4 separate regions of the Mus musculus genome follow, and regions 2, 3 and 4 are each linked to region 1. A link is a loop called in an ENCODE intact Hi-C map of the cell type or tissue named here. Cell type or tissue: left cerebral cortex. All regions are shown on one strand. Each heading gives the region's core, and the rest is flanking DNA. Links, peaks and the distances in the headings are about the cores only. Region 1 holds the start of Tomm40l (translocase of outer mitochondrial membrane 40-like). Region 2 holds the start of Dedd (death effector domain-containing). Region 3 has its middle 9.1 kb from the start of Mpz. Region 4 holds the start of Sdhc (succinate dehydrogenase complex, subunit C, integral membrane protein).

Evidence for each region. Peaks named below come from ENCODE experiments on the same cell type or tissue, not always from the same donor. Only the 100,000 strongest peaks of a DNase experiment are listed, where the experiment ranks them.
Region 2: it touches region 1 in a loop (2.0-fold over the local background); 2 of 42 quality-filtered maps call a loop at or near these places.
Region 3: it touches region 1 in a loop (5-fold over the local background); 21 of 42 quality-filtered maps call a loop at or near these places.
Region 4: a loop joins it to region 1, with 5 times the contacts of the local background. A loop is called at or near these places in 19 of 42 quality-filtered maps.

Annotation. Positions count from the first base shown.
Region 1 is chr1:171,218,391-171,223,971 of GRCm38, reverse strand. Nr1i3 (nuclear receptor subfamily 1, group I, member 3) reads right to left here. Exons shown (of 9, transcript NM_009803.5): 9 at 5,127-5,383. The coding sequence ends at 5,254. It overlaps Tomm40l (translocase of outer mitochondrial membrane 40-like), which reads left to right and starts at 1,458. Exons shown (of 10, transcript NM_001037170.2): 1 at 1,458-1,597; 2 at 1,819-2,068; 3 at 2,333-2,400; 4 at 2,712-2,804; 5 at 3,066-3,167; 6 at 3,320-3,425; 7 at 3,549-3,671; 8 at 3,787-3,863; 9 at 4,076-4,178; 10 at 4,312-5,581. The coding sequence starts at 1,954. The coding sequence ends at 4,451. It also overlaps a transcript of Apoa2 not described here. In left cerebral cortex, for the core only: CTCF peaks have their summits at 1,226 and 2,957 (motif pointing right); DNase peaks (open chromatin) are centred at 1,383, 2,441 and 2,961; H3K4me3 peaks cover 2,128 bases; H3K27ac peaks cover 1,893 bases.
Region 2 is chr1:171,325,731-171,331,311 of GRCm38, reverse strand. Dedd (death effector domain-containing) reads right to left here and starts at 2,167. Exons shown (of 6, transcript NM_001128609.1): 1 at 1,786-2,167; 2 at 27-59. Gm20045 (a long non-coding RNA gene) reads left to right here and starts at 3,998. Exons shown (of 2, transcript XR_865726.1): 1 at 3,998-4,418. In left cerebral cortex, for the core only: no CTCF peak of the experiment used is centred there; DNase peaks (open chromatin) are centred at 1,211, 1,427, 2,169, 3,166 and 1 more place; H3K4me3 peaks cover 3,096 bases; H3K27ac peaks cover 2,374 bases.
Region 3 is chr1:171,161,856-171,167,436 of GRCm38, reverse strand. No RefSeq gene overlaps it. Among named protein-coding and RNA genes, the nearest start is that of Mpz, 9.1 kb to the right of the region's middle. In left cerebral cortex, for the core only: a CTCF peak has its summit at 3,036; a DNase peak (open chromatin) is centred at 2,953.
Region 4 is chr1:171,146,856-171,152,436 of GRCm38, reverse strand. It overlaps Sdhc (succinate dehydrogenase complex, subunit C, integral membrane protein), which reads left to right and starts at 1,834. Exons shown (of 6, transcript NM_025321.3): 1 at 1,834-1,878. The coding sequence starts at 1,859. It also overlaps a transcript of Mpz not described here. In left cerebral cortex, for the core only: no CTCF peak of the experiment used is centred there; DNase peaks (open chromatin) are centred at 1,191, 1,802 and 2,614; H3K4me3 peaks cover 2,014 bases; H3K27ac peaks cover 2,127 bases.

The sequences.
Region 1 (5,581 bases), core at 226-5,225:
TGTGGAAGGACAGAGGTACATTCGCTAGGCCCAGGGCTCTCCAGTGGAGTCAACTCAGTAGCTACTGAAAACATTCCTATCACTCACCTTTTTGCCACCAAGCTTACCCTGTGTGTACTGGAATATTAGTGAGAGATACGGGGGTGGAAGTGTGGAAGCTAGGGAGGGAGAGTGCAACCGAAGACCAAGAAATCTGTTTATTTTAGTTATGTGTTTTGCTTCCACGTGTATCTGTGTAAGAGTGTCAGATTCTCTGGAACTGGAATTAAAGTTGTGGGTGCTAGGATTTGAACCTGGATCCTTTGAAAAGTAGCCAGTTCTCTCTCTCTCTCTCTCTCTCTCTCTCTCTCTCTCTCTCTCTCTCTCTCAAACACACACACACACACACACACACACACGACTCTCTCTCTTTGCATGTATAAATGCAAACAACAGAAGGGTACATCAGATTCCATTACAGATGGTTGTGAGCCACTATGTGATTGCTGGGAAGTGAACTTATGACTTTTGGGGAAGCATCTGAGCCACCTCACCAGCCTCGTCACTGCTCTTACCCACTTCGCCATCTCTTCAACCCTTGCATATGCAATCTTGCATATTTCCAGTTGTCCTCTTGTGGACTTACCTCTAGTGTCACATCACTGCTTGCCCCTGGCCCTGGGGGGAGGAGCGTAACTTCAGGCTGCGGTTGTATTCTTAGATTTTATTTGTCTTTTCTCCATGTAAATAATAACTAGAGAGGGTAGCTGCTTCGGAAGCTAGTTCTGCCCACAACTCTCTCCTCGCCCTCAGAACTCTCACAGTCATTTTTTTTGGGGGGGGGGGGTCGTTGAGACAGGGTTTCTCTGTATAGCCCTGGCTGTCCTGGAACTCACTTTGTAGACCAGGCTGGCCTCGAACTTAGAAATCCGCCTGCGCCACCACGCCGGGAAGGCAAGGCCTGTGAATTCCAGCGGGGGAAGGGGGGACGGCGGGGGGCGGTAGAGGTCTGTTTTGGGGGGTTGGATTGTGAGTAGCAGTCCTTTGGAGGTGGTATAGAGTGGAGAGTTGTGGGGATTCTCCAGCCGGCTTTCAGGAAGGTGGAGGGTAAAGTGAACCACGTCTTCACAACCCCTGAGTGTGATATATTCATAAAATAGGTCTTCAAACTATAGTTTCACTTTTCTCACGTTCCGGTTTAAGGAACTCCATTGGTCTAATAGGCAAAATGCTCCCTCTAGTGTCTTGAATGCTCAAGAGTTTATCTCGACCTTGAGGAGGTTGGGCGGTCTTAAAAGGGGGCCTTCCACTAACGTCTAAAGGGCCACCCACAAACTCCCACTCGCCACTGCACTCGGACTGAAGCCCTGGGGCCTGCAGGCCTGCCACTCTTCTGTTTTCTCCTCTCCTATTGGTCACTAGTAAATTGAGGCACCTTTTTCATCATTGAGTGGGTTGGGTCTTTGGGCGCTTCCTTTGCCCATTTCCAAGATGGCGCCTACGGACATGCTTGGAATACAGGGTGAAGCTGCAGTTCTGCCATTACTCAAGATGGCTGCCCCCATCAAGATGACCGGGTGTGCCTAGGGGGAAAGAGGCTGCAGGATGGTCTGAGATGGTAAGGGCTAGTGTTCCATTGCGGGCAGACCCTTGGGACGTGGGAATGAAGAACAGAGAAACTAGAAAGTCAGCGGAAGCCTGCGGTAGTAGTTAAGACTAGATAATGGGAGAGCAGACGGGGGTGACAGGTGGGGGTGAGGGATCAACGATGGGGCGGGAGTGTGCCCGGGATTCAACTTTAGCATCGGTGTTCTCTCCCCCTACTGTTCCTTATTGCAGGTCTAGCATTGAACCATATGGAAGTTTCTGAAACTGGGGAGCCCGATGATGGGGGGTGGAGCCCGTGGGGGATAGAGGGAGCAATAGATTTTATCCCCAGGCTAACCCCAACCCCTCCCTGTCCTCTGGATTAAAATGGGGAACACCCTGGGCCTGGCACCGATGGGTACTTTACCCCGCCGGAGCCACCGTCGAGAGGAACCGCTGCCCAACCCCGGGAGCTTCGACGAGCTGCACCGGTTGTGCAAAGGTGAGACCGCAGCTTTTGGGTGTCTCAGGATGAAGGGTCATAGAGAAGGGGAGGGTCCTGAATGCTGATGTCCAGTGATGTGAACAGCGAGGGGAGATCACAGCTGGAGCATCCGGCAGTCAAAAAGGACCAGATGTTCAAAGCAGAGCGTTTTGTTGCAGGATTTGAAAGGAGGTCATTTCCTCCAGTGCTTCATATGCAATTGAAAGGGGAGTCCGTCTATGTAGTTAGGGGTCCTTATCTGTGCATGTTCCTTCCCTTCAGATGTATTCCCAGCACAGATGGAAGGCGTGAAGCTGGTTGTCAACAAGGTTCTGAGCAGCCATTTCCAGGTGCTCCCACTGGTCTGGCCCCTACTTACCCCCCTCCTCCCTGCTTGTCTCTGGATCCTCTTTACACCTATTAGTCCTGTCTTGGCTAGGCTATGTGGGACAAATGAGGGGAAGTGTGGGGTCCTCCCCCCCCAATGCCTTTAAGCAACAAGATGTGGGACTTGTTGCTTAAAGTCCAGTGGCCCTCTGCATGCGTTGGAATAGTTGAGGTTTTAAAAAGCCCCCTCTGGATGGAAAAAAAGGTCAAGGGTGGGAGACGGGATTGAAACGAAATAGAATGCTCTGTTCTCCGTTGTCTCCTCTTTCCTCAGGTGGCTCATACTGTGCACATGAGTGCCCTGGGCTTGCCAGGGTACCACCTCCATACCGCCTATGCAGGGGACTGGCAGCTTAGCCCCACAGAGGTGAGGGCTCCCCCACACTCGCGTCAACTGTGTAAAACGCACATGGACGTAGGTCTTGAGAATTTGGAAATGTGTGTGATCAGCAACTATGTTCTCAGTGCCTCTTCTGAACGCGAGCTAGTCCTGTGCAAAGCTGCCCGAGTTTGTCTTTGGCGTCCACCAGGGGGCACTGTGAGATGTTACTGAAATCCCTTCCTGTTCATGTGCCAATGGATAGAGCTACCTACCCATCTCAGCCTTCCTGTCTACGCTCCCTAACAGGTGTTCCCCACTGTGGTGGGGGATATGGACAGCAGTGGCAGTCTCAACGCCCAGGTCTTGCTTCTGTTGGCAGAACGGCTGCGAGCTAAGGCTGTCTTCCAGGTGACCCACAGTTCCTGCCTCCATCCACCGAGGCACCTCTCTTTCTCCTCCATGGGTATCCTGCCTTGGGGGACGCAGGGGGAGGAGGAGCAGAGGCAATACTGAATATAAACAGAGAGAAGGGTATTTTATTTGTTACTCTCCCCACCCAGACACAGCAGGCCAAGTTCCTGACATGGCAGTTTGATGGCGAGTATCGGGGAGATGACTACACAGCCACTCTGACCCTGGGAAATCCGGATCTGATTGGGGAATCAGGTGGGGAACTGGGACGGAGTTCTGGGGGTGGGGGGACCTTTTTGGCTAGGCTAGGGTGGGAATGACCAGATGGTAAGAAACTAAACCTGACTCCCTGACTCTTGCATCCTCTCTCCCTGACAGTGATCATGGTTGCTCACTTCCTGCAGAGCATCACCCATCGGCTTGTGCTAGGAGGAGAGCTAGTTTATCACCGGCGGCCAGGAGAAGAGGGGGCCATCTTGACTCTGGCTGGGAAGTACTCAGGTACGAGATCAAGTGAATGATGGTGAGGAGGAGAGACTCGGGGCTTTTCTGGGGTTCCTTTGCCTGTATCTACGATGGTAACTGCCTTTTCCCTCTGTTCTCCCCCACCCTGCAGCTGTCCACTGGGTAGCTACGTTGAATGTTGGGTCAGGTGGGGCCCATGCAAGTTATTACCACAAGGCCAATGAACAGGTAAGACTACCAAGCTCATCTCTTAGCCTAGTGAGTCAGTCAACCAGAACCTTCTGCCCCTCGAGTCTTCCCAGGCTTCTGGCCTATGATTCTTTCTGGCCTCATCTGGTCTACATTTTCACACATGCATTCCAGCTTGCTTATACCCTGCCAGAACTCCTGTGGGATTCATGGCGACGGGTCCTCCTCTCGTTCTTGTCCCTGCTTCTCAGGTTCAGGTTGGAGTAGAGTTTGAGGCAAATACAAGGCTACAAGATACGACCTTCTCCTTTGGTTACCACCTGACTCTGCCCCAGGCCGATATGGTGTTTAGAGGTGAGGGTTTTGAGACACTTAGAAGTGGTGAGGGATTTGGGGACATGCAGGGAGGGAGGCTCTACCTTACTTCTGTTGACTCCATACTCCAAGTCTGGCTAATCAACCGGGTCAATATACTTTTCCCCGGCAGGCTTGGTGGACAGTAACTGGTGTGTTGGTGCGGTGCTGGAGAAGAAGATGCGTCCCCTGCCTGTCACCCTAGCCCTTGGAGCCTTCCTCAATCACTGGCGAAACAGATTCCATTGCGGCTTCAGCATCACTGTGGGCTGAGGTTGTCCTGGGAGCAGCCTCTGCAGCAGCTGGAACCTTTGAGTCTGATACCCTAGGGCCAGAGACTAACTTGGTCCCTCTCCAGAGCCTACCTTGCCGGATGACTCCTAGGTCCCATGGGCAGAGTGGGGGGGACAGGACGATGTCCTCCTCAGAACCAGAACTGCCGGAGAGTCATTTTTTCCAGTTAGGTAGCGGGTTGAGGTTCCCAATACTGCCATCAGCCCCACTATAATCTCCCATAAGCTGTATGGCTCTGGAGTAAAGGAGAGGGACTACGGGATGTGTCTGGCTTCCCTCACCCTACTTTTTTTGTTATTTTTGTTTGATTGAGATATTACTACTCCTTCTTCAAAGCAGAGAAATCTGCATGGAAAGAGGGAGCAGAAAAAAAAAAGCCTCCTATCCCATTTCTCCTGGTTTCTCCATTCCTCAGTCTTCCACTCCTTCCCTCGGGAAGGGAGGATTAAAGAGTTAAATCTCTGGCCACAGAAAGACCAAAGAATGGGCCCACCCATTCCCAGAAGGAACTCTAGTCACCTCCTAGCCCCGAGGCTTCCATCTTTCCCATCCCCTGTGTTTCCGGAGAACAACTTTGGCCCTGTGGTTGCCCACCTCCCTTCTCTCTGTCCCCCACCCACTCCACGCCCCACTGATGAGTGCACTAAGAGACAGTGACTGTTCAGCATTTCATTGCCACTCCCAAGCTCCTTCCTGCTGGTTCCCGTGTGGGGTCCAGCGCTGTACCCTTTCCAGGCCAGTGTATCCCTGGGGGTCTGGGGAAAGGATGCAAGCCTGGGCCTCAACTGCAAATCTCCCCGAGCAGCGGCGTCATAGCAGACAGTTCCTCCAAGCGCTGAAGTTCATAGGAGTATGCATTGTTTATACTCCGGAGGTCAGCCAGCAGGCCCATCAGCTTTGCATACAGAAACCTTTGGAGGAAGGAGCAGGGTTACCAGGGAAATAAGGCAGCTGGGAGTCCTGTCCTGAGGTTCCTATCCCCTGGACCACTCCTCAGAGAGGCTAAGTCTGAGCAGCAGATGCTCTGGAGCTACATCTTGGAAAATCTCAGACATACCCAAGAAGGGCCTCTATCAACACTGTTCCTTCATTGTGCCTAGTTTTTCCTG
Region 2 (5,581 bases), core at 314-5,313, 110 kb before region 1:
CAAACAAGAAAAAGTTCCAGACTTACCTTTGCAAGAAACTTAAATCCCCAGGGCTCTTCCTAGCACAAGTTTCAAAGCCAGCACAAAAACAAAAACAAAAACAAATAAGGGGGGGGGTAAAAGAGCAAAATTTCAAGCTTTATTTTGAAACTTCAAAGGTCCACAGTTAGTCAAGTGTCAGTGCCAAAAAAAAAAAAAAAAGTCATCTAAGCCTAAAGTCATTTCATTGGCTGAACTATTCCAAATTACAGAGAACTCAAACTGACCAAATCCACAATATCGTATCAGCCCCTCAAAATTTCTAGTCTCAATGGCTCATAGCAAGAAAGGTTCCAAGTCAACACTTCTGGGAATGAACCATCACCCTGATACTGTCTCGCCTTCCTCAATACCTTATTCCGTCTAGTTTCTTACAACATGAGTGGTAGGGGGACTGGAAGGGGGAAAGTTACAGCCAAAGACAGCTCTTCCTTCCCATCAGGTCACTCACGAGGCCAGACTCAAACTTCACCTCTTCCCTCAGCACACAATGAAAACAAAATGACCACTAAAGCAACATCCACTCACGTCTACACTCCGGTAGGAAACGGTGGTTTTGTTTTGTTTTGTTTTTGTTTTTTTTCCTAAATACGCATATTGACACCTCCTCCCCCTCCTACAACTTGAGGGTCAGTAAAGGTAAGCATATTTAATTAGCCTGTTACCTAGAGGCCAGTCTGTCTCTTCTATTTCCTCCTCAGGCTTCCAGAGCCTCCACCTTGGTATATAAGGCTCCAGAAAAGTCTCTTTCCCTATTCTTGTAATGCTAATTGCAAGAAAAGAAAAAAAGAAACCTAGGAAAGAGCTTTACTAATCTCCCTATTTGTAACCAGGAAAAACAAGGAAGCAAGCGGGTGTTTTGGAAAGCAAATCCGGTTGAACCCTCATTCAACCCCAATTCTCCAAACCCACATGACCATTCCTTTCTGCCCTTCCCACCCTATTAAAAGCTAAGCGCCTGGCAATTAAAATTGGCTGCAACTGATACTGCTTAACTCTGCTGCCCTTCCACAGGGGGGAAAGGGAAACCCCCAAACCCTCTATCACCCGTGCAGCTCCACTGCCCTATCTTCCCCCCTTCCTTTCAAACTTTCCTCCGGGTCTCTCACTTTCTACGTTACCCCGGCACATCGCCACTCTCTCCATCCGCCAAGCCCCGCTTCTCTTCTCCTCTTCCACCCCAATTCTCCCCTTAGGCCCTTCCGCTTCCAATTTGAACACTTTGAAAAACCTCCCTCCGGCACACGTCTCAAGTCCAATCCAACCCCCCCCCCCAACCCCCGCCACCTCCCACGTCCTCACCACGGCGCTCACGGGAGTCCAGCCCTCCCTGCAGCCACATGCCACCAGCCCCCGTCCCCTCCACACCCTCAACCTCTCCCTCCGGCTCCTACCCCTTCCCCAGCGCTGGCTCGCAGCCCCGCTCCCCACCTCGGCCTCTTTACTGCCCCTGGCCTGGGCCAGCCTGGGCCCTTGTTTACGCCCCTCCCCAGGCTCGCACTCCTGCGCCCCGACCCCTGCCCTCTCCCACAGTTGCCATCTCCCCTGCACGCCCCCCTCGGCCGCTCCCCTTCCCCCACCTCGCAGCGTCCCGTCACCTCCCTCTCCGGAGGTTCTCCGGGCTGGACGTCGCCACCGCCTCCCCCTTCCACTTTCCTTCCCCAAGCCCTTGGCGGCCCCGCCCGGCCCCGCCCCGTCCCACTCGACTCCCCCTCCCCACGCCGGCCGGCCGCCCCGCCGCCTCACTCTCGGCTCAGCCTCGGCGCCGCCATGTTGGATCCATCCGCGCCGCTCTCCGGGGCCTGCGCCTCACGGAGCCGCATCCGGGCTCCAGCCGCCGCCGCCTCCGCCGCCGCCGCCGCCGCCGCGGGCGTGGGGGAGGGGAGGGCCGGGCGGGGGTGGCTGCATCCTGCACAGCGCCTCCCGGAACCTGGCCGGTTAGTGTCGGCTTCGAGACCATAACGAGGCATGAGCGGAGGAGCCATACTAGGTGAGGGCAGCCTGGCAGCGGCATTAAGCGGGGAGTGGGTAGCTTCACGTCGGCAAGAGAGGCTGGAGACTGGCAGCCATCTTGCTTAGGGGCAAGCTGGCAACGCAGGGTTCTCCTAACGGCGGCGGCGGGGAGGTTCTAAGAAGCGGAGAGAGAACGTATTTGAAGGTGGAAGCCTTGGTGGCGCCCGAGCTGGCTGGTATCGGGCTCGAAGGCCCTCGGGAGAGAGGGGCTGGCAGCCATGATACGTAAGGGCGGAATCGGCCGGGGGTCGGACTGCCCGGTGAACTGAGGTGAAAGGTCACGATCTGGAGTTCACCTTTGCCTTGAACTTCCTGTCACTCTGACGTTCTGAAACCCGAACCTCGCAGCCGCGCTTCTCACCCTCTCTCGGAATTCATCCCTTCAGTGTTTTCCTTTTGAGCTCCCATTTTCCTATGGAAAAGTCGCCTCAGCTGACGGGTGAAGGACGGCTGAGAATTGAATTGGGGGTGGGATGGGCTCGAGTATGTTCTGGAGCTGCCGAGAGCCTGCTGTGGCTAAAGGAAGAGGTAATACAAAGGGCTTTGAGATAGGGAGCTATGACTCAAGACCTTGCAAATTTATTTTATCCTAAGGGCAGTCGAAGAGGCTTTGAAGGGTCTAAACAGAGGTGTGAACAGTTAGTTATATTTGTATTGTAGAGAGATCACAGCTTGCCAGCTCTGGGCATGTTAGTGCCAGCCTGAAGCCTGAGGCAGGAGGATTACTTGAGCCCTGGAGATGGAGACCAATTTGGACTTAATTTAAGCGAAGAAGACCGCAAGGATGTTAGAGCACTGTAGAAGAATGCGTTCTTAGCACGGTTAGGCCTGACGTTCGGTCCCTGGGGAGTGGAGCTGGGTAGGGAGAGAGATCAATTATGAAGCTAAAGAAGAGACAGTGGCGATGTGTAGGTAGGAAGGCATGTGTTGGATAAGGAAATATGAGTGTCCTGACTTGAATAACTGGGTTACGTTATTTTTAGTTTCAAGAGATCTGCGGGATATCTTTTAGGCAAGTATATATGAATTAGTGTGGTTTGAAACCAAGAAAGTTGAAAGTGTGCTTGCGCATGTCTGGATATTCTTGGAGCCATAAGAGAGAAAAATGGCCTAAAGAGGAGGATGTGTGCATTCGAGGAGTGAGATGAGGGAAGGAAGCAGAAAATAGGACAGCGAGGAGGCACAGACAGGAAGCCAGACAGAGAAAAGTATCAAGGAAACTTGTTACAAGTATCAAGAGTAAGCGATTAGGTAAGATGTGGACTAAAATGTGTGGTTCGGAATGTGGAAGAAATGAAGGTCACTAGGTAAACTTGGAGAAAGTTGTTACATAGAGGTATAGGGTAACAACCAGATCCAAGTGGAAAGATACAATGTGTAAAAAGTTTTGTGGCTACTCACACTAAGGTTTGTAATCCCAGTTTTCAAGAAGCGGGAGGATGGGATTTGAGGCAAAACTGGACCTATTTAATGAGCAACAGACCAGCCAGACCCAGTAGTAAAAAGGCAAAAGTAAAAAGCCCTTTTCTCAGTGTTTATTGGGGGGAGGGGGAGAAGTGGGGGAGCTGTCAGTAAGTTGTCGTGTGGAGGAGAATTTAAAAGAAAAAGGAAGGTTTTCACCAGTTTGTAGTAGTGCATACCTTTAATTCCAGAGGCAGAAACAGGCAGATCTCTGAGTCAAGGCCAGCCTGGTCTACAGAGTGAGTTCCAGGACAGCCAGGGCTACACAGAGAAACCCTGCCTCAAACAAGAGGGAAGAAGGAAAGAGGAAAGGAAAAGAATGAATTTGAGGTAACGTGATCCTCCCAGGTGACTGGGCTGTACATTAGCAAGACCTTTGTCAGTAGCTTATCCAAGATAGAATGACTGATAACAAGAAAACTGACATGCAGGCTGGGGGGAAATGCTCAGAGCTACACAGAAAACCTGGTTTAGGGGGCAGAGGGGTTGTTTCTTGTTTTTTAAAAACCGTAATGTTGTAGTGAAAGAGAATACTCATGGCGATTACAGTAGGAGAGACCTTTGTCTCGAAAAAAAAAATCCGTATAGAGGATTTTTGTTGTTGTTGTTGTTGTTTGGTTTGATTTTTTTTTGCTTTTGTTTTTTGAGACAACAACCAGGTCGTGATCCACCTGCCTCAGCCTCCTGAGTTCTGGGATTAAAGGCATGTGCCACTGTGTGTGTGTGTGTGTGTGTGTGTGTGTGTGTGTGTGTGTGTGTGTGTGTGTGTGTGTGTGTTTGTGTGTGTGTATTTCTGTCTTAAGAGGAACTGAAGGGCCGGGTATGGTGGCGCATGCCTTTAATCCCAGCACTTGGGAGGCAGAGGCATGTGGATCTCTGAGTTCAAGGCCAGCCTGGTCTACAGAGTGAGTTCCAGGACAGCCAGGGCTATACAGAGAAACCCTGTCTCGAAAAACCAAAAAAAAAAAAAAAGAGGAACTGAAGGGATGGCTCAGCAGTTGAGAGACTGAATTCTAGAACACTTTGGACATCAGTTCCAGTTTCAGAGGATCTGGCACTCTCCTAAGGGCCCCCGCATACATGTACACATACAAACATGCACATAAATATTTTTAAATCTAAAAGTGATCTAGCTAGGTCACTTCTGATCTCTGAAGGAATCAAACATAGTAGGGAGATCCCTCTGCATCCATGTTCATTTGTTGTAGCACTAGTCACAATATTTATGTTTTGGACTTTGCCTAATGCCCATCAACAGGTGAAGGGCTAACAGGAATGGGATTTTATTCCGTCAAAAAAAATGCAATCCTCTTGTTTGCAGGAAGATGAGTGGCACTGGAGAGTATTGTGTTTTGTAAAAGTCAGATTCAAACAAATATTTGAATATAATGTAGATTTGAATATAAATACGGCATGACGGTAGAACTTTGGTGTACAAGAGAGGAGGAGGAGGGATGAGGAGAAAACGGCCGTGAGCAAAGTACACAGTGTGCTTGTGTGACGATGTCTTGGTAAAACCCATCTTTTTTCTTTTTCAAATGTACTCAGAAACTCTGTAACCTTAACTGTCCTATAATCCGCAGCCTGGCCTTGAACTAAAAAGATCAGCCTGCCTTTGCTTATACAGTGCTGGGATTAAAGCTGTGAGGCACCACAACCAGCAGAAACCCATTAGTTTATATGATGAACGTGGCTCACACACACTCCAGAGCCATAGTCACTCATGTATGCTTCTAGAACTAAGTGTCTCTATCCTTCTCTCCAACAGTAAGTGTACCAGTTTTCAAGAGGGTTTTTCCTCACTGACACTCTTCTGTCCCCATGGGGAAGACTTTGCCTACTCTAGTTGTTTCAATTTTTTAAAATTATTTTTGGTTCATGTATCTAGCAAATATAAAGTGTTTGCCTGCATTTGTGTATGTGTGCCCCATGTGTGCCTGGAGCCTGCAGAGACGAGGTGTTAGATTCCCCGACACTGGAGTTGCAGAAGGTCATGCTGCTACAGTAGTGAAATGACCTTTAACACCTTTAATCCAAGCACTCCAGAGGCAGAGGCAGGCTGAAGCCA
Region 3 (5,581 bases), core at 311-5,310, 57 kb after region 1:
TCCCCAGCAGCTGACTGTGATTTGCCTTGTGCTTTGGTGGGTGTATGATTTTACCAGCTGCAAATAGTTGTGTGGCATTTGGAATTCTGGGGACTTTTTCAGAGGGTGTATAAATGCTAGGGGCAGAGTGGGTTGTTGGTTGTTCATTGTTGGTCACAGTTTGTTAAGTAGTCATGTGCGAAGAAGAGGAGGAGAAGGAAGAGGAGAAGGAGGGGGAGGGGAGGATTAAGAGGAGAAGGAAGAGGAGAAGGAGAAGAAGAAGATGGAGAGGAAGAAAAAGAAGAAGAAGAAGAAGAAGAAGAAGAAGAAGAAGAAGAAGAAGAAGAAGAAGAAGAAGAAGAAGAAGAAGAAGAAGAAGAAGAAGAAGAAATAATTAGATATCCTGAATTAGACATCCTGATGTCAAATATCAAACTTGCCCCAAGGAACTCAACTCCTCTAATCAGCAGGAAGTAGTCTAATGATAAAATCACCCACTTTCTGCCCCTGACTTTCTTTATTCAGGGAACTCTTTCCTTTTTCCTCTAGCCTTTTTTTTTTCTCCCTTATCTAGTATTCAGAGATTGAAATGGTGGGGGAAAAAAAGGGTGAAGGGTGGAAGAAAGAAGAATCCACAAAGTAGCAAAGACCCACTACAAGTGGCAAGCAGATGTGGAGCTAGAATGAGAAATTTGATTTCAAATGCCAGTAGAGAAAACAGCAGAGGATGGGACTAGAGAGATTGCTCTCAGCAGCTAAGAGCACTGACTGCTCTTCCAGGGGTCCTGAGTTCAATTCCCAGTAACCACATGGTGGCTCACAACCATCTGTAATGGGGTCTGAAGCTCTCTTCTAGTGTGTCTGAAGACAGCTACAGTGTACTCATATACATACAATAAATAGATACACCTTTTTAAAAAACAGCAGGGGATGAAGGGATGTATATTCTTTTTCTTTCAAAATGCCAACTACATTTCTTTATTTCTGATACTGTTGGCAGAGATAGTGGCTCCTGGTGGCTTCCTTGTCCCTGACACATGTTCAACGTCTGCGAATCAGTCCTCATTGGATTCATTCTAATTAGCTGCTGTCAGCTTTGTTTTTCATAAACACTCTAAATGTAGTCCCTGTTGTCTGTGCTTTTCTGGAAATTGAGAGTTTGCGGGTGAGGAGTTTTGCTTTCTATAGTGTTAGGTATCACTGGTGATCTTTTTGGTTAAGTGGCAGCAGGTCTGACTCTTGATCTAAAAAGGCAAGGGACTCGTGGTCCATAGAGAGGCAGAAAGTTATGCTGGTCACAAAGCAAGAGCTTCCTCATTTTCTCCCTTGACATTGGCCCCTAGAAGCCATGCTTAAGAGAGTACTGGCAGCCCGTGTTCCCCCCTCAGGCTTTGAGCTTCCTTTAGAGTCCATTTATCATGAAGACTGTCGATCAGTTTGAGATAGCTGAGACTGTAAAAGTAAAGAGGCTCCATTTGGGGGTCTTAGGAAATGCAGTCAAAGAGCCATATCTGGACAGCATTGCATGTGTATTCTCAAAGACAGGAGGAAAACAGTGGCTTATGTAAGCAAATGGTACTGATTTATTGCAAAGCAGTAAAAATTCCTTTCTAGGAAAAGTCTATAGCATGCTGGGAAATAACTAGGATGATGTGACTAACAGAAGACAAAGGATGTGTATAATAAAAATGTCCACAGAATGGGAATCTGACCTTTAGAAACATAGTTTGAGTCTCCGAGCATGATGTCATTGCTGGTATTTCCAGAAGCCAGCAGTCAAATGGTGAAGGTGGCCAAAAGCTCACACACTTAGAAACCAGTGTGACAGATAGGTGCATGAATCCCGTCCCTCAGTGTCCTCTTAGTGCTAGGTCCTGAGTTCTAGTCTTAGTTCAGTGACCATTGTGCCTTGGCAAAGTTAATAAATGTCTCCATGACTCAGTGTCCTCATTTGTCAAGGGGGGAGGCTGTGTCAGAATCTAAGGATGCAATGGACCAATGACCAGGTCAGCTGTGATTATTCTTTGCTGGGTTGAATTCTGTTGACTTAGAAGGTTTCATAGTTAGGGCCCTCTGAGATCTTCATTCCCTAGGTTGGGGTGATACTTGAGTCTCATGCTACAGATAGGCCATGAGAGGTAAGAGAGACTTGTAAAGTACCCCTGTGGCTCAGTCCCCTTTCCAGGCACTTTCACACATATTAACTCATTTAATTTTTTTTTTTTTCTGAGACAGAGTTTTTCTGTGTAAAAGCCCTGGAACCCATTCTGTAGACTAGGCTGGCCTTGAATTCACAGAGATCCAGTTGCCTTTGCCTCCCATGTGCTGAGACTGAAGGTGTGTACCACCACCATCCTCTAGCTCATTTACATTCTTGTAATGGTCCTGGTATCTCCATTTTACAAGTGAAGAAAGTGAGCCACTGAGATACTAAATAACCAAAGCAAATCAGTAGTTGAAGTAGGGGTAGAACTCAGGTGGTCTGACTCCTGAATTTGTGGTTTTTATATGACACAGATAAACTAAAGGTTGATTGTCAAGGATGCTGTCCAGCCTGATTTAGAAGGCAGAGGGGTGGGGCAGGCCCCTCTTTAACTGAGCTCCGGAATACCTATTTGGTCCTGCATAGCAGACACGTAAGATCTAGACCCTCTTTCTTTCTTCTTGGGAGGACCCCAACCTGGCTTTACCTGACTCCCAGATTTCTAACAATGTCTCAATCTCATCCAGATGCCTCTTCTGCTGCTTTGGGGAGTGTGTGGCTAGGCTCTCTGAAGTTAAAAGTAGTTGTAAGTGAACTAGATAGATAAACGGGGCTCAGAAGAGCTGATGTGGCTAGAGAAAGAGAACCAATAGGAGGCTCGAGACACTGGCTAGATTCTTTCTCCATCCTTATAGGCAGGCCTCAGGCCTTATTTACACTTCTAAGGAGTTCTCTCAAGGCTAGGCTGATCTACAGAGTTCCAGGACAACTAGGGCTCCACAGAGAAACCCTGTCTCTGTGTACCGGACAGTTGTGGGGTGGGGGAAGTTCTCAACAGAAAGGTATACTGCCCTCTAGGGAAAGTTTCAAGAATCTGTGGGAGGTTTTTTGTTTCTTGGTTTGTTTTAGTAATCTTTTTTTTTTAAACAATTATACATAGTAGTTATGTATAACTGGTAGTTATGAGTCCAGAGAAAAGTAAGTATGCTAGACAATAATACAATGACCTAGACAATGCAAAAGAACTATTCTATACCCTTTAAACGTCTCACAGGGGCCATCGCAGCAGTTAAGGGCATTCACCTAGGATGCTAATGACTGAGTTTTAGCTCCTGAAGAGTCTGAAGTCAGCCTAGGCTATAATGTAAGTTCAAGACCAGCCAGGACACAGAGTGGGACCCTGTCTCAGACACACTAATGAATAAACAAAGCTCCATCTAAATTGGGGAAAGAGGCCGGATAGATGGTTCATGGGTAAGAACACGTGTTGATCTCTAACTCTAGTTTTAGGTGATGTGATGCCCCCTTTTAAAGGCATAGGTGGGCAATAGGTACTTGTATGTACATATACATACAAGCAGGCAAAAAAACCTCATACACACAAAATAAATAAGTCTAAAAGCAAAACTTCAAAAATAGCAAGTTAAGGGGAAGAAAATATTCATCTCTAATTGACTGTAACCTTGTGGAAATTTTAGCATTAATATGGGAATAAACCCACAATGTGTGGAATAAACCAAAGAGAATATTGCACTCTCTGCTATAAAGTTAATTCATGGGCTGGAGAGATGGCTCAGCAGTTAGGAGCACTGACTGCTCTTCCGAAGATCCTGAGTTCAAATCTCAGCAACAATATGGTGGCTCACAACCATCCGTAATGAGATCTGATGTCCTCTTCTGGGGTGTCTGAAGACAGCTACAGTGTACTTACATATAATAAACAAATAAATAAATCTTTTTAAAAAGTTAATTCATGCATTTCTCAAATTGATAAAAACAACAAAAAGCAGAAGAATCTATCTCAAGGAAGCCAAGTGGTAAACCATCACCAAAGAGAGGAAATGGTTGATCATGCTGAACACTGCCAAGAGATGGCAAAGACTCAAAAGTGACCACTGAGTTTGAACAACAGGAGCTAGTGCTGTGGCTCAGTGGCAGAGTGCTTGGCTCAAGTGCACAAGACCCTAGGCCAATAATACGCACCACACACAAACAGTACACACACACACACACACACACATACACACACACACTATGCTATTCTACAAGCATACTTAGCATGGACATCACTGATGCCCTTTGAGGAAAGCAATTTTAGTGGAGTGATGGCCATGGTTGTAGTGGGCTGGGAGGAGACCGTGAAACATAGTGCAGATACTCTACCAGATCAGACATGTTCAAATGGCTTTATCAGACAGTGAAGTAGAAAAAAGAGGCTGTAGATAGAGGTGAAGGTATGGGAGCTATTAAAATGCATTATAATTTCCCCATCACTACCAATTCACTTGCAGATTTTGTTTATAATATTTATTATAATGTTTTCTGCCAATGAAGAGGATAAAATCTGAAGTATTTCCTGGGTGAGTTTTAGATTTTCTGTGTTGTTTAAAGGTCTTCTTCTTGTAGAGTTTAAGCAAGTGCCCTCTTAAGAATGTGCCCTCTCTCTTGGCTCCTAGACTGGCCTTGAATTCAAAGCAATCATTCTGCCTCATTCCCCCAAAAGTGATAAAATTGCAGTCATCTGGCAACTTGCCAGACTTTTCATGATGACCTCTTATTTAAGTATTGGTGTGTGTGTGTGTGTGTGTGTGCATGTGCATGTGCGTGTGCGTGTGCGTGTGTGTGTGTGTGTGTGTGTGTGTGTGTGTGTGATGTAGTAACACAGCCTGCTACTGACTCCATTCTCAGTTCTTCTCATGTGTGTTTGTTTAGAGTGACTGCTTGGGGCTATAATTCTGTTTTGTGTTTTAAACAAGGTCTTGTTCTGTAACCCCAGCTAGCCTTGAACTCCTAGAAATCCCTTTACTGTCCAGCTTTCTGAACGCCAGAATTATTGTAATGTACCAACACACATTTTTACATTTTATTTCTTATATCATGTGAAATAAAATCTTAGTTTCCGTCCAGACATTATGTCTGATTCTTTTGAGCAGCTGGAGAGATAGCTCAGCAGTTTGTTAGTGCTCTTGCAGAAAACCCACATTCAGGTCCCAACACCCACATCAGGTAGCTTACTATGACTAATAATAAATCTAATGCTCCCCCACACCTGCCTCCAGAAGAAGCGGTTACATTTTCCCACAATCATCTAAAGATTCCAGGATATATCTAAATTGACGTTATCCACAAACTGGCTAGTCAGGTATTAATAATATATAGTCAGGTATTAATAATATATCTAAAGTAGAGAACAAACGGAAGTTGTTGCTTTTGAAACAGGGTCTCTTGTAAACCTGGCTGGCCTTAAACTGTTATTTACTATTTAGTTAGAACTGGTCTTGGACTTCTGATCTCCCTGACTGTACGTTCTAAGTGCTGAGATTATAGGTATGCATTGCCATGTTCAACATCAAGTTCTCTGCGTGTATATTTGTAAGCAGGAATGAGATTTGTACTAGT
Region 4 (5,581 bases), core at 308-5,307, 72 kb after region 1:
ACTCCTTCAGAGCATGGAGAGAGATTCCCAGCACCTACCTAGAAGGTCACAGGTCCATAACTCCAGTTCCAGGAGGGAACTGGCATCCTTTTCTGGCCTCTCGGAGCACCAAGCACACACGTGGTATACAGACATACAACCATTTAAATAAAACAAAGAGCTAAATTAAAGGGACATCTGTTACATTTTATTCTTATTTTTGTTTCTGGAATACTGTCTGTGTAGTCCAGGTCACCTGGAACTTGGTATGCTGCCAAGGCTGAGGATGACCTGAGCACCTGACCCACTAAGTACTAGGACTGTAGGCGTGTCAGCAAGCTGGGTTAGAGAGGGTTGGAGCGATGTCTGGGAGGGAGTTCAGGAGCAGAAAGCTGTACTTACTAGAACAATTTTCTACTGATGGACCTTCTTACTAAATTCTAAAAGCTGTTTTCTTTATGTCAGTTTGTTTCTCTTTTACCTGTCTCTGGAGAGTGACTTCAAACTCACGATCCTCTTACCTCAGCCTCCACAGTGCTGGGACTATAGGCACAGCCACTGCTACCAACATGAAACTTATGTTTTGAGGTAGCTGGCACTGAATTGTGTCGCGTCCATCTTGAAGATCAAGAAACACTGCAAAAGAGATTCCTGCACTGAACGGAGGGTTGGATGAGAGAACCTCAAAGGTCCCTAAAAGTCTACAAAGTGCTTTCTTTGTCTAACGTTACAAAAATGCAAAATAATATTATTCATTTGATGAAGGGGGGAAAAAAGCGAATTTGTGCTATTTAAATCCTGAAAGGAAAAAGGCAGGAGAGAGCTAGATTGCTAAATATAAATGGGATCTGAATATTAATACATTCAAAAAGAGATTTGCTACAGAATAAGAGTTGCTCTGGGCTGCCCCCCTTTATTCTTTCTCCCTTTGCCTTGCCACCCCTCAGCGCCCAGGGTCAGGAACTTTGACATTTCATTTCATGTCTTTCTCTCTTTCCTCAGTCGAGAGACTCTGCAACTGATTTCTGTGCTTGGAATCCTCAAAACCGTGGATATACAGTATATATAAATCAAAGCGGGTTCTCCTCCACACCCCTAGGCTCTTGTGGCTGTGGGTGTCACCCACATATCGCTGAAAAAATAAACAAAAGAGCGTTGTCTTTGGCCAGTGGGAGTTTGGTTCGTGCTGCAGCTCAAACCCTGGAATTGCCAGGCCTAAAGGAGGTGGTGAGAAAGGATGCCAACATTGAAAGGGATGGCGGATGGCCCTCTGGCAGCCCACGACACACTCCCTACGGCCCAATTTGGGGTACGGTTTGCTTATCTTGCTGGGGATATGGCTTAAAGGTATAGTGCTTGCCTAACACGGGAGGCACCAAGTTCAGAAGAAGGCCAAACTAGCATTTTTCCTTGGGTGTCTCAGCCAGCTAACTAGGGGATTTTTAAGACAACTTGGAAGGAGGGGGGTGAAGTGAGCCTCTGAAATCCTCAGGGAATAAATAAGCCGGAGAAGTGGCTGCCTGGCAGAGCGAGCCCTACAAAATAAACACTCGGGCAGGTAAACGCACTAACGGTAACCACTCGGCGATTTTGGCCAAAACTTTGACAAACGACGCTAGCTAGAAACTGGCGCGTGAGAGGAAAACCGAAGAACTGAAAAGCAAAGCAAAACAAAAAACTAAAACCAAAAAAAACCAAAAAGAACCCAAAACAAAAAAAGTACCATCCACCAAGCCCGGAACACAAAGGAGGTTCCAGCCTAAAAATTCTGAGGTGTCATATGATAGTCCCCGCCTCCGCCCCGCCGGCTCCGCCCCCAAAGGCAGGGCCACACGGGGGGAGGAGCGATGCGTCATTTCCGTCCAGGCCGGAACTCAAGATGGCTGCGTTCTTGCTGAGGTGACTTTAGCCTGGGGCTAGGAGTCCACGCCCGCGACCGTTGGGGGAACCTGAATTAGTCCCTGAGGGGGTGACAGCGGTGTGTGCCTTGCGGGGACAGGGAAAGGACCTGCGGGTGTGCAGGCCGCGCCCCTGGGATCTTAGCACCCCCTCTTCTCCCCCGGCGGAGAGGCTCGGAAGGGCTTAGAGGTCACACTGTGTGTGGCCGAGTGGCGCGGCTGTCATTGTTTCTGCCTCGCCCACCTCTAAAGCCTCTTCGAAAACTGCTCTTGTGGCCCCAAAAAGCTGCTGTAACTTCGAGATCAGCGGGCCCCTAGGCCTGCAGTTTTGGGGGGACTTAGGGATTGTAGAGGGAGGGGCTCCTTGGAGCACCTACTGGGTGCTTTAACTCCTGGCAATCCTGCTAGCAACCGGTGGAAACTGTCGGGCATCCTAATGCATCCCTCCCAAGCCAAGGTCAATAATAGCATCCACAGTGGGTCTCTTAATGTTGCCCAGGAAATCCACTTTGTTTTGTTTTAATTTTGGTTTTAGCGGGACAATTGGGTGGGTGGGTGTCACCACCTTTCTCTAAAGTGTCCATTTTCTGTCCAGAGAAATAGCTTAGATTTCCCCTTGTTCTGAATTCTTCACTCATTAGCTATCATCCACAGAGCCTTTATAGTTGTAAGGGCTAGTGACATTTCTGGTACAAATCCCAACCCAGTTTTGTGCCAGTCCTATTTTTGGAAATTATTTGTTATGGAAAGTTAGCTTCAGTGCTGTTGAGATTCCAGACCCCGATTCTCCCAAATATGTTTTCATTTCTCTTTCCACTTCTGTCATGCAGTATAAAAATAGAGGGATTCTGTTTAGTCTTTCTTTGTAAAAGTGAGTCTTGGGGAGTTTGGATTGGTTATCTTTATCCTTTATTTTTATCTTGCTGCGCATCCTCATAGCCGAAGGACAGGACCAGGTTTTCCAGAGCTGTATCTTTCATCCCTAATTTTGACCATAATTAAATGCTTTCAAATTCTATGATGTAACACATGCTGGTGAATGTTAGGGCATATCAGGTCAATGGTTTAACATTTAGCTTAAAATGATCATATTGGTTCCAGGCATTTATCTTAGGAGTTTCGGGATTAGTATGTAGAGTCTTCATCTTTGGGTTCTTCCTGGATCTAGCCAGTCTCACATGGAAATTATTTGAAAAGCAAATTCCCAAAGCAGTTTGAGTGTGTTACCTGCCAAGCATTACACTGAGTCCCTGGGAGGGGACTGTGGGTGTGTCCTGCTGTCACCTTCCGTCAGTCAGATATTCTGTCATCCCAGCACTAAGAATTATTTACCTCACCTTCTGTCCTCATGTAGATTGGTTGTGTCTACAAGTAATTTTTTTCCATATTTTTGTGTATGGATTGTACATAAGTAGCTCTCCCCACCCCATTTACCTTAAACCATAGAGTGTAACATACAGAATATTTAAATTATAATAGGCATTATAAGTAATACAGAAATTACTGGAAGTATAAGAGAATGTGCACAGGGCATATGTAAATGCCACACCATTTTACATAAATGACTTAATCAGCTGCTTGTGGAGGCACACCCCACCCTTCTCAGCACTTAGGAGACTGAGGCAGGAGGGCTGCTGTAATATTGAAGCCAGCCTGAGCTATAGAGTGAGTTGCTGGCCAGCCTGGGCTGTAGAATGTGGTACTGTCTCAAAACAAACACTTGCTTCCAGCTATAACTGTTGATAATTTTTTTTTCACTTTTCTTTAGTATGGGTGTAGGTGGCTGCACATGTGCTATATGGCTTGTGTGTAGGGTTCAGAGGACAATTGGGAATTCCAAGGGCCCAACTCAGGTTGCCCCGCTTGGTGGCACGTGCCTTTTCTCTCTGAACTATCCCACTGGCTCCTAGCTGTAACATCTTAAACAACATTCCCAGTGTAGAGAGTCTTTTCAGAGTTTCTGGTTTCACATGAAAGGCAAGGATAGATAACTACTTTCATATTTCCAACAAGGTTGTCGACTCTGTACAGCTTGTTTCTGTAGGGGCCTTGTGCAAAGCTCGCACTGGTATTTGGGAACAATAGCAGCAGACAGATTGTGCGATAGATTCCAACCCACATCTGCAAACTCTTGCTGGGTAGCTGAGTGACTGGGCCTAGCTCGGTGTGAGGAATGTGTGCCCTGCAACTTCAGAGACAATCTAGTCGATTTAAAGAGATTTGTTCCCACTTCTTTCTGAGAGCCCTGGGGACACAATGTCTGCATTCACCTCTTGTCTCAAAGGGAAGGGTGAGAGCTGAAGAAGGGCTGGTTGCATTTTTCCCCTCTCATAATGGGCCTGCTAGTGCTCTGGAGTAGCCTATTAGGCTCTTGAAATGATTGTGTGTGTGTCTAGTATCATGAACCCATGTAGAAGATGGTTGGATTTTTTTGATCCGTTGTTTTTCAAGACAGGGTTTCTCTGTGTAGCCCTGGCTGTACACCAGGCTGCCCTCAAACTCACAGAGATCCTCCTGCCTCTGCCTCTGAGGGCTGGGTTTAAATGTGTGTGTCACCGCCACCAGGCTCAGTTTCTTACACCTTAATGAGTTCTTATATCTCCACAATGCCTTGTACAAAGTGGATAACTAGTTACATAGAATTAACATAGGTAAGTTTTCACTTCTAGAACTTCGTTCTGGTCACTTTCCTAAATGCTTTGGACATGTTGGCTAGAATTATGCGATTAAAGTGTGTGTGTGTGTGTGTTTGTGTGTGTGTGTTTCATTTTCCTTTTTGGACAACATATTGAATATAGCCCAGGCTAGCTGCTGTTCAGACTAGGATGGCCTTGAATTTACAGCAGTCTTCCTGTGACTTGCCTCTTGAGTGCTGGGGTTCCAGGTTTACAAGCCTGATTACCCGAGTTTGATCCCTAGAATCCCCATGGTGGAAGGAGAAAACCAACTCCTTGCAAGTCCTCTGAGCCCCATATGTGTGTTGAGGCATGCCCCATCACATACAAAATAAAATGTCATTTAAGTTATTTTAAATTAATTTTTTGTGTGTATGGGTGTTTTACCTGCATGTATGTCCTGTATCAGGTGCATGCCTGGTACCTTCAGAGTCCAGAAAAGGGCAATGGGTTTGCTGGAACTAATGTTAAAGATGGTGTGAGCACCATGTGGGTGCTGGGAAGCAATCCCTAGGCTCTGGAAAGCAGCTAGTGCTCTTAACTACCGGGCCATCCCTCCATCCAGCCCCTGTAATTTTTTTTTAAATAGCAACTTTGAGGTAGGAAACAATTATCTTTTGTGTGGGGATGATAGAGTCTTTGCTTTTTCCTTTTTTTTTTTTTTTTTTTGTAATATTATATGAGAAGCTTTGTGACTTGAAGTTTATCTCTGTTATCTGGAAATTGGTGGTAACTTTTTAATTTAAAAAAAAAAGATTTATTTATTTATATATATGAGCACACACTGTAGCTGTACAGATGGTTGTGAACCTTCATCTGTTGTTGGGAATTGAATTTAGAACCTTTGCTCCCTCTGTCAGCCGGGTGGTTTGTAAGCCACCATGTGGTTGCTGGGATTTGAACTCAGGACCTTAGAAAGCACAGTCAGTCCTCTTACCTGCTGAGCCATCTCACCAGCCCAACATTTTAATTTTTAAAACATTATTAATTATTATTACTGCATGTGCTTATTTGGGTGTACCTGTGTGC